2 separate regions of the Mus musculus genome follow, and region 2 is linked to region 1. The links are chromatin loops, found by intact Hi-C in ENCODE. Cell type or tissue: heart. All regions are shown on one strand. Links, peaks and the distances in the headings refer to the core of each region. The heading gives the core; the rest is flanking DNA.

Region 1 (5,373 bases), core at 258-5,257:
AGGAGTCTGCCGTCAGCTCATTGCTGGCAAAGGATCCCAGAAAGGAATCAAGTGAGTTTATGCCACTAGAAGGCAATCCTGTCATGGATGTGAGCCTACAATCGCTTGTGTTTCTGAAGGAGAGGTGCACAGGGCTGCTGGAGACTTTGAGTCATTGGGAGGTGAAGGAAAGCACAAAACATCCCTGATGCAAGACATGTCGTTTACCCCTGGCCACCTTCTGACCTCCTTGGACCAACCCTGGCTCCTCTGGAGAAAGCAATGCTGGGGAATTTGGCTAAGGGGGAAGCACACTGGGAGTAAGAAAGTGCAGGGATGGGAAGATTAGAGGGAGCAGGACATCAAGTGCATGGAGCAAACACAGGACGAGACTGAGGATCAGGATGGGAAACAAAACATAAGGCAGGAAGAAGGGTCCAGGATGCTAAGAAGAGAAACCGAGAAGCTACAGGGACTGGAGGAATGACATCAGATACTGTGTGAGGAAAAGAAGGCTTAACGGCCCCATCCCAGCTACTGCCATGGTCATAGCTGGTATACACAAGCAGGAGGTGAGGAGTCTGCCATTTATAACTCCCCTTCTGCTCCATCCCTCTTGTCCTATTTAATCTTCCCTTCTCCCTTCTTCTCTCTACCTTTCTCCATTGTTGCCTCTTTTCCTGGGGGTTGGGGGGTGGGGGGGGGCTGTGCCTAGATCTGCTTGGTTTATTATCCCTCTCAACCTTGAGTCTAAACTCAAAACCTTCTGAGTCTAAACTCTATTCAATTGCTTCTCATAGTCAGAGAGCCTAGAAACCAAGATTCTGATTCTAGATCAGTCGCTCCAGTGCTGGAAACACTGGCTAAGGGACTTACCATGAGAAACCACCTTTTCTTATTTTATGAACCTCCTGCGGGAGCTGTCAGGGATGACGGAGCGCACACAAATGGACAATCAAAACACCAAATGACAAAGTCTTACTCTTGGATTCCTTCACAGGCCTGCACTCCTCCGGTGCCTTTAAGGGCAGGTGATCCGCGTAGCATCACCTGCTCAAGGTGGACAGGCTTTCCTGTGATCCTCACAGTCGATCGCCCAACACAATGGACAGGCTGCTGTGTCCACATCAGAGGAAGGATCTTTGCAGAACAGTCTGGGCCTTGATGGCTCTCAGAGAGCATAGGTAGGCTTCCAAACATTAAGTCAGTCTAGACTGTGGTCTAACACAGGCTCCTAGAGTTAGAGGCCAAGACGTTTGATCGATGAAGCCGATCTAGGCTTCTCACAGGTAGAATAATTGAAGTGACGTTTCAAAGAAGCACTGAATATGCATAAGGGGGAAACAGAGAGAGGGGGGGAGGGTGAGAATATGTATGAATACGAATATGGGAGAAACTGGAAAGAAACAAGTGATGGATAAAGACAAAGACAAAACCCAAGCTCTAATACTTGGTGCATAGATGTGGTGGGGCAGAGACGTGGAGAAGGATGAAGGGAGAGCATTCTGGTAGAGCAATAAGGAGGCTAAGAGGAGTTGAGCCAGGCAGCCGGTAGAGCAGGCAGATGGAACAAGAGAGACAGAGAACAGAGCCACCGAGTGGGCACGCAGTGAGGCCTGGCAGCCAAGCCCTATGGATTTCCGAGAGAAGCAGATGCTTCCACAGGAGCAGCAGCTGGTGGTCCCTGAGTGTGTGCCTCCTTGTTGACTCTAGGCCCAGTGCAGCCTCCTGGGCAGCCAGCCTCAGCCTGGAGGTGCAGTCTGGGTCTAGAGAGGCAGATGACAAGCCTTGCCCCTCTTGGCCGGGGGGGGGGGGGGGGGGGGGGGGCTCCATCTCTCCTCTGCCATCCTCTCTTAGGCCCCACCCACCTATTCCATCTTCATTCCTTCCCCCCACCCCCCATCCCCCAGGCCTCTTGAATCCCAGGAAAGTCATGAACAGCAACCCCGTGACACACCAGGAAGGAAGTGGGCTGTGTTGGAGGGGTGAGTGTGAGCTACCACAAGGGTGTATACTGTGGTGAGAGGACTGTGGAGAGGACAAATGACTCTGTGAGCCCACAGTGAAGAGCTGGCGCCAAGAAAGCTGTGGGGAGATCATCCTGCAGAACTGCTGGCGAGGACGGGAGTCGGGGCTGTTAAGCTGTCTTCTCAGAAGTCCTCTCTCCCAGGGCTGACCTGCCATGAAGCCCAGAGACGGCCACAACCTCTTCTGAGCAAAAAGAAGTTGAACTGAACCTAGGTCAAAAAAAGTTTGGATTTCCCTGGCTTCATTCTGCACAGACGGCTGCTATGTGCAAGCCCCCTCCAGTGGGTAGAAAACATCAATGGGTTTTGGTGTGGATGACAATCCCTCCACCCCACCCCACCCCCGCCTGCCCCAAGATTTCCTCTAATAGGAAGGGAGCTCAGAATAGCTAGAGAGGGAGGGATCCTTCAAGATCTAGCATTCTATTGAGACCTAAGTAACTCTCATGATGCTTCCTTCCCGACACACCTCATCCCCTCCCAGAGATCTTTGAGATAATCCTGCAGTCACTCACACACCAGGCTTCTCTGCTGTGTATGTGTCAGTCTCTCTGTGGTCCTAAACCTAAGGTCAGAGGTTCTCTCTCAGACGTGACCCCAAAGTAGACAAGAGTCTCCAGGCTCTGGGAGGGAAGGTGGCAGAGGGACAGATAGGGCTTAGGATGTAGTATCCAGTGCAGCCACAGTATGAGTGAAAGACAGGTACCAGGGAGCCAGATGGGCCAAGAAGAAACAGAAGTTAAGTAGGAAGAGACGGATAAACAGCAGACACCAAGCAACCAGCCAAGCATATGCTTTGCAAGCAGGCAACACAAGCACCCAGTAGAGTTTGGGGTGGGGGAGGGGACACGGGCCCGCAGGGAGAGGGACACCAGCTTTTTCTGTGGCTAAATGTTGCATGGTCAGAATTCGTGATCTAATCCTTCTCCGTGGAATCTCAGAAAAATGGAACAGCAGCTTGCTGGCAAGAGAAAGAAGCACTTGGCACGGTGGGGAGGAGTGCTTAGGCCTGTTGCCATGGATCAATCTGGGCGGAGGAAACTGCCCCAGGCTTGGATAGCCAGGTGCCATCTCCAAGACCCCAGAGCATAGACCCATGAAGTCTGAAATGATCCACGAGAAAAGCAGAGAATTGTGGTGTGTCTGCTCAGGAAGTCCTTCAGCCCTGCAGGTGCCAGCTTCCCGCTGATGCTGATGAAGCCCTTCAAGGCTAGAGCCCTCAGTCTGGGTGATGTCATCCCTTTGAGCTTCAGGCAGGAGAGGGGTGGAGCCAGGCTGCTGCCTTGCGGAGTTTGCAGGCTCCACCTCCAACCCAGTCAGCTTCTCGCAACCCCCACCCTCTTGGCCAGCTTTCCTGGCCAACCTTGCCAGAAACCGGATGCTGCCGCAGCGCTCCTGGGAGGAGGGCCACCTAGAATCACCCTTGCAGAAAGCCAGATCTCTACAGAAAAGGGCTTTCTTTACCTGAGTCTTCTTCACTCGTTCTTCACTGTTCCCATATTCATTTGGGGGAAGCCCTGAGGTTTCTTGTGAGGCCAGCCTTACTCTCCTCCCACTGCATGTGCTCAGTGTGCTGCCAAGTACCGGGTGTCCCAAGTACGGGAATTTCTTTAAGAACTGTCCCAAGGGAGGAGTGACTGAATCAGACAAACAGCACTGTGGATCTGACAGTGCTGAGCTAAAGGAATAAAGGTTCTGAGCTGAATATAAGCCTGCTCTAAGTCCTAAAGCCAATCACACTCTTAAGCATTGTGCCTTCACCTCTTACAAGGTCGGGCCAGACACAAGTCAGCCCTGCGCAAGCTGCTGGCTTCTCTCCAAAGCTAGCATTGGCTCCAGCTCTCTGCTTCCCCGCCTCCTCCCCTCACCCAAACTAGCCGCTGTGCTTGGAGCTTTAGGATGCCTGGAATGGGCAAAACTATGTTTCCCTAAGCCTGATTTAGCAAGATACTAGGGGATTGCCTTCAGCAACACTAGACCTGCCCAGGGTAGCACAGATGCTCATCCTAGCCTGTCCTGGGAAACACCACACTGCAGGGTCTCTTGTTTGTAGGCACTCAGCTGCTTGGTATAGTCCCAGAGCCCAAGAGCAGAAAGGAACTTTCCCAGGTGTAAGCCCTAGGCAGCAGTCTAGAGCCAAGCTTATATGCCCCAGTGCAGATTCTCAGATCAACTCCAGGGCATTCTTACTTAGCCTAAATACTAGATCTGAAGTCATACTATGTATGGTGGGGGGGGGGGGGGAGGTAGAAAAAAGGACCTGGGAATGAATTTTCTACTTTGATTCATTGAGCCCTGGACCCCAGACCTCTAGCCTACTAGGAAAATGTCCCTGAACTTTATAGTTCAAATTGTCCTACTGGTCATATATGTGTGTGTGTGTGTGTGTGTGTGTGCGTGCGTGTGTATTACTCAAAGCTGCTTTCTTTTACATCAGATTTAAGTCCCATAATACTGCCATTATGAAGACAAAATAATTCGACCTGAGTAAAATAGTAATTTGATCTAATTCTTATGAGTGGGTAAACTGAGGAAGGATTTGAGCAGATATGAAAATCTTCGCAAGTTTTGTGAAATCATACAAAAATAAGTGAGCAAAATAGCTTATTATGAATCAGCTGAGAGCTCAGGTGCCTGGACACCTAATATATAATCATGTCTCTGTTTCGTATTCTTAGCTCAAAATGAAGAGACATGACAAGATGACTGGGAACAGACGCTTCCACCCACAGACCGATGCTTGAAGAAGGAATGAGAAAAGAAAGTGGGACAATTGTGTGATAAAGTGGGCTAACACCTGACAAGTGGGCCCTGATGGCAGCAGGGTTTAGAGAGATTGAGGGGTGTGGCCTTCCTAGTGGGCGTGGTCTGGAAAGGGCGTGGTCCGCTGTGATCTCAGACTGTCTGAAGGTGCTGCTTCTGCCAACTGGGGTATGCATGTGTGTTACATGCACACCTATATTACGACTATTTATAGGGATGTCCCGGAAGGTGTTACACATGAATTTGGTAAAACTACTTTATAAGACATGTATCATTGGCATGTGCATGTAAGATAGAAAGGGAAGGACATGACTGTGTAGAGATGTGAGCGCGGCCCATGAATATTTGTCAGGGTTACCTACCATAGGGGAGAGTTTTTTACAGACAGGTTCAAGAATATGGATATGAACACAGGTTTGTGTTTGGGATCACCGCAGAGCACCAGTCATAGGGGTTTATTTCTTAGGCCTCCCGAAGAGTCACCTGTGCTTCTCTCGTTACGGTGACGTTCTCAGAGATTTCGTCATACGTTTTATAATCTATGGATACACCCGTAAGAGCATTCAAGCCCAGGAGATCTGGCAGAGCTTCTGCCCCTTTGTGG
Region 2 (5,365 bases), core at 366-5,365, 160 kb after region 1:
TAAAAGCCCTATAGCTGCACAAGCGAATGCCACAACACTACACTGCTACCTCACCTCCTGCACACACACATCCCCTTCCCCAGGACCAGAGGCAGCTGGGAGGGGCAAAGGGGGGTGTCTGGAACATCTACTAGGGGTCTACCTCTATAATAGTCTCCTGTGGACAATCACAAAGGTTCTGATGTCATATTGTGCTTGGAGAAAGGACTTCCACACCTCCTCTTATATGGTAGGCCAATGGACTGGTCATCTATTTAGAAAACAAGTAGGAAAGGCCCAAAGAGCTGACACAAGCAAGCCTGTACCTTCAAAGGAGGCAATGCAGGGTGTACAGGAGACAGTGACTGACTGCATCAGTAAGCAGTTAGGGATTATCCTGAAATTGCCTTCCTTGGCTATGGGGACAAGAGGGGGCAATAGGCATGAAAGAGAAAACCCTCAGGTTTGTGATTTAACTGGCTCAACCAGCTGGCTTTGGGAATCTTGATTTCATTCGGACATCTAATGAAGTCTTCAAGAGAACTGTCTTAGTCAGGGTTTCTATTCCTGGACAAAAAGCATCATGATCAAGAAGCAGTTCGGGAGGAAAGGGTTTATTCAGCCTAAATTTCCACACTGCTGTTCATCACCAAAGGAAGTCAGGACTGGAACCCAAGCAAGTCAAAAAGCAGGAGCTGATGCAGAGGCCATGGAGGGATGTTCTTTACTGGCTTGCTTCTCCTGGCTTGCTCAGCCTGCTCTCTTATAGAACCAAGACTACCAGCCCAGAGATGACACCACCCATAAGGGGACCTCCCCACTTTATCACTAATTGAGAAAATGCCTTACAATTGGATCTCATGGAGGCATTTTCCCAACTGAGACTCCTTTCTCTGTGATAACTCCAGCCTGTGTCAAGCTGACACACAAAACCAGCCGGTACAAGAACCATCTAGCTGAATTTATGATCACAAATTCTAAGAAAAAAAAAATCAACCTGAACATTGAGATTGTCTGTTTAAAACCACCTGGGGAATAGACTTAGGACTCCAGCAAGACTAGGTAGAACAAAGGTGACAGATGGAGATAACTGAGGCACTAGCACTATTAAAGGCCAATTATTAGCTTTTCATGTTGCTGCTGCTATTGTTATTATCACTGAGACACTCCTATTATTATTGTTTTATTATTATTATTATTGAGACTGGTTTAAATTCATTTGTGTGGCCCAGGATGGTCTTGAACTCATGGCAATCCTCCAGCCTCGACCTCCCGCATGCTAGAACAGTTTAGCTCTCTTTTCTACCAATTACTCGTCTGGACTCAGATCCCACCGTAAGTTTGGCTGGCCTTCACCCGGGCAGATTGTCACAATCCTGGGGCTCACGGTCAGTGCAGAGACCAGGGCTTCCCCTTCCCCCACCCCTACCCCTACCCTCACCGAGACGCAAGCTTGGATACATTAGGCGGAACAAAACACCCCAAGCCCCGAACCCAGAACCCGCGGCTGCGTTTCCTCACCGAGGCTGAGACCCAGCGGACACCAAGGCTGCAAGTTTTCTCCAAGATCCTGCAGCGCCATTCCGACCGTGGACGTACCGGCTCGCCGTCGCTCCCGCGCGCGCTCTGAGACGTTTTGGCGGACCAGTCACAACGTTCGGGATTTACAATCGACCAATCACCGCGCTGAGCCGTGTTCGTAACCCAAGCCAATGGGCTGGGTCGCCCACTGCGTGCGCATAAGTGGGCGGGGCAAAGACTGGAAGTTAAACAAGGCTAGCGAGGACTTTTTCTTTTTCCCTTAGCATTCCAGTTAATGTTGGGGTCAGGACGTCACTAGTGTTTTTCTTACCGTCATATCGTTCTTACACGGCAGGGAACCTAGAGGCCAGCGGGGACAGCATACTTCCTGTAGTAGCGGTCACATTTGCCCCTTCCGGTGACACTGAGCGTGCATGGGAAAGGCACCTCATCCCGTCAGACAGCACGCAAGCGTTGCTCGTATTCAAATGTGAAGAGTAGCCTGGCGTTTATCAGGCTAAGAAGGAAGAGAAATGCAACCGGAATATTACAAGGAGGCACTTGCAGTGCTAGGACTTGACGGAACATCTGGGCCCGAGTTCTACTGGAGAGAGGCCAGAGCCGCCATGTAAACAAAGCGCCCTTTGGCACTGCACATGCGCAGATGAGCGCACCCCTTGACGGCCTGGAGGGGGTAGGGAAAGCGAGGGGGGGGGGGGGGAGAGAAGACGTGCGCGTGCGCGTGGCATCATCTTCGCATCCGGGCCGGAGTTCTCCTGCCCCTTCCCCCGCCCGGCGCCGCCGTAGCACTTCGGTGCGTTACGCCGCGGGAGTCCAGGCAGTTCTGTGTGTGCGGCTGGGCGCTGGACCCCACCCGGTGGGCGACGAGACGCGCGTGCTTGGCGCCTTTCCTCCCAGGGCCCTAGTCGCTGCACCGCCAGGATCTGCGTTGGTACTGTGTCTGGCCTCTCGGTGCATCGCTGCTCTGGGCGCCGCAACCCGCAGCCGACCTCCTTCCTCCGCCCTGCCTCACCCCAGGGGCGCAGGCCATCGGCGATCGCCCACCGCCCAGCTCAGAGCGAGCGGGGCTGCGGTGCAGCGTCCAGCGCGTTCCCGCAGCCGGCCCTCCGGCCTGCCTTCCCCGAAGGCAGCTCGCGCCTGGGAGGGAGGGAGCAGTCTGTGCCGACACCGGCGCGGCCAGGCGGGGAGATGAGCTTCTTCGGCTTCGGGCAGAGCGTGGAGGTGGAAATCTTGCTGAATGATGCGGAGAGTAGGAAGCGAGCGGAGCACAAGACTGAGGACGGGAAGAAGGAGAAATATTTCCTCTTCTACGACGGGGAAACCGTCTCGGGGAAAGTGAGCCTATCACTGAAGAACCCCAACAAGCGACTAGAGCACCAGGGCATCAAGATCGAGTTCATTGGGCAGATCGGTGAGTCTATTCCCTGGGACCTTCCCAAAACCGGGACGTCAGCCTGCCCCTGGACTCGAGTGTGGGACGGGCTGGGAGCAGAGATTTTCAGTGCCCAGCTCCTGCGAGGCCTGCGACAGGTTCTTTTCAACTGTAATCTAAAGCCTGAGATTCACCCACGAGTCCCGCCCGTGGGCGACTCCCCCATGCATTCATTACCTTCTTCCGTGCCAAAAGTGACAGCGTGCTGCTGGGGAGGTGGGGACAGCCTAGATAGGGTAGGGAGCCCTCTGCTGTATGGTCGGATGCTCACCTGGTGCTTGGATATCCCCATTGTCTCTGCAGTATGCTTCCAGCTTTGCTTCTAGTAACCGGGATTTCATAGTGTGGTAGACAGTATCCTGCAGGTGGGTTTGACAGCTACAGCTGTCAGATCCAATCCAAAGTTAAGCAGTGACCCCACCCACCTATCCATCATCCCTCCTCCCCCTTTAAAATACAGTGCAGTGGACCGGGCTCATAAATTCCGTCTATCTATCTCACCTCCATTCTGTATTACATTGCATGTGCATGTTTTGAATACCTGTAACCTGCCTCTTTCTGACTGCCTCTATTTCTCAAACTTCCTTAGTACCATGCTGGTATTTAGTTGTCTGATTTTCTCCTTAAAGTCAAAGAAGTGATGCTGCAAAGACTATAATTAAATGATCAAAAATTTGCAGTGCTCAATAGTCACCTTCAAATATTGTTAGTTCTAATAGAACTAGATAGACAAGGGAAGGCGGTAAAACAAAATATTTGGGGAGCCAGGTGAGAGGTGAGTTTGGTGGCACATGCCTTAAATTGCAGCACTTGGGAGGCTGAGACAGGTAGATCTCTGAGTTGAAGGCCAGCCTGGTTCACATAGTGAGTTCTAGGCCAGCTGCCATTGCATAGTGAGACCCTGTTTCAAAATAAAACAAAACCCCACGAAGATTTGGGGAGCTGCCCATCATGACTGGCTTGTCACCCAGTCTAAGTATTTGGAGTCTTTTGTGTCATCAAAGTGCTTGGGTACTTCAAAAAATAAAACATTCGTATCATGAAGTCACCAGTAGGTTGTGCCCTGTGGATAATGAACACCAATCAGAAAATCCCTACCCTGTATCCCCTACTGCACATATGGACACTGATTTTAGCCACTTGCTTGGGACAGCTTGCTAAGTTCACATGCTAAGAGTTGAGCATACATCTCATCTGTTTGTTCCCTTTTGCCAGGGCATCCCCTCACACAGTCGTGCCTTGCGGTATCGCTGTGTATCCCAAGGTGGATGAAGCCAGTCCTAGTAAAGAATCACAGGTCAGATTATATACATTATATCCATCCAAAGCACTCTATATAAGCATGATATATGAAGCAGTCAGTACTTGCCGACTGAGAATTGGCATTTTAAGTAGGAGTTTTAAAGTGACTACTACATCAGTACTTTTGCTCTGTAATACCAGTAAAAATAGGTATGTTTTGGTTTTTGTCTATCCCATCAACTCCCTGATTATGAATAACTCAAAAGCGTCCCTGCCTCACTCCGGCAGATGAAATGAGCCATTGTAGAAGGAAAGCATGCCTAAGTCTCTTTCAGTTTAAATACAAGGTAGCCAAAGAGGCAGTTTGCTGCAATTGCCCCACCTGCTCTCTTGCCTAACTCCTTCATTCCCAGATTGTCATAACCTCACTGAATTTTCTTGAAACCTTTTATTGCTTCTTGGGATAATTTTCCCTGGGACCTTGGCACTCTGACCTGATGGGGACTCAGCTTTGTCAGCTGTAAATCAAGTATCTTAAAGTCACCTGGTAATTGAGATTGGGAGGCCGTGTCTCATGTCTCAGCTAGAGGGTTCCTTTATAGAGGTGAGAGTCGTCACTGCCATTTCACAAAGTGAATTTGAGCCAGTGATTCAGGCTTCCCACTAGGCTTCCTATGTTCTCCCCAGCTAGCTTGCCATGTGGACTTGTACAGAGAACAGTTTTCAGCCTCCAAGCATTTACTTCTGCCACGTGAGCTTTCACACAGCTAGCAGTGGGTGTGGTGCTTAAAGTAGATAGTTCAAGTTTATTCACATTCATTATCCATGGTTACTTGACAGAATGGATAGTAACAGAATTATAAGCAGTATATTTTCAGAAAAACTTTTCTAAGCAGACATGATGGTACATACTTATAATGTCAGGACTCCAAGGGTTAAGTAAGTCAGGAAGATCTGGAATTCAAGATTAGTCTGGCTACACATCAAGACACTGTCTCCAAACAAAGCAATAAAGGAAAAGCCTTTCTAGATATGTTTGGTATAAAAAAAAATCTCTCTTTCTACTTTTCCCTACCACTCTTTCTGTTCCTAAAATTGATTGCTATTAAGGATATAACAGCTTATTTGCACAAAGTACTTTCCTTGAGTTTCATGTTTCTTTATTATCTT

Evidence for each region. A loop is a pair of places that touch in the nucleus more often than their neighbours do. Peaks named below come from ENCODE experiments on the same cell type or tissue, not always from the same donor. Only the 100,000 strongest peaks of a DNase experiment are listed, where the experiment ranks them.
Region 2: a loop joins it to region 1, with 2.7 times the contacts of the local background. A loop is called at or near these places in 1 of 42 quality-filtered maps.

The regions. Positions count from the first base shown.
Region 1 is chr9:27,190,094-27,195,466 of GRCm38, reverse strand. No RefSeq gene overlaps it. Among named protein-coding and RNA genes, the nearest start is that of Jam3, 37 kb to the right of the region's middle. In heart, for the core only: no CTCF peak of the experiment used is centred there; DNase peaks (open chromatin) are centred at 1,956, 2,376, 3,326 and 3,816; H3K4me3 peaks cover 1,174 bases; H3K27ac peaks cover 1,743 bases.
Region 2 is chr9:27,026,966-27,032,330 of GRCm38, reverse strand. Vps26b (VPS26 retromer complex component B) reads left to right here and starts at 2,237. Exons shown (of 6, transcript NM_178027.4): 1 at 2,237-2,932. The coding sequence starts at 2,710. Ncapd3 (non-SMC condensin II complex, subunit D3) reads right to left here and starts at 2,166. Exons shown (of 36, transcript NM_178113.4): 1 at 1,832-2,166; 2 at 1,501-1,708. The coding sequence starts at 1,561. In heart, for the core only: CTCF peaks have their summits at 1,895 and 3,220 (motif pointing left); DNase peaks (open chromatin) are centred at 1,660, 2,240 and 3,160; H3K4me3 peaks cover 3,616 bases; H3K27ac peaks cover 2,261 bases.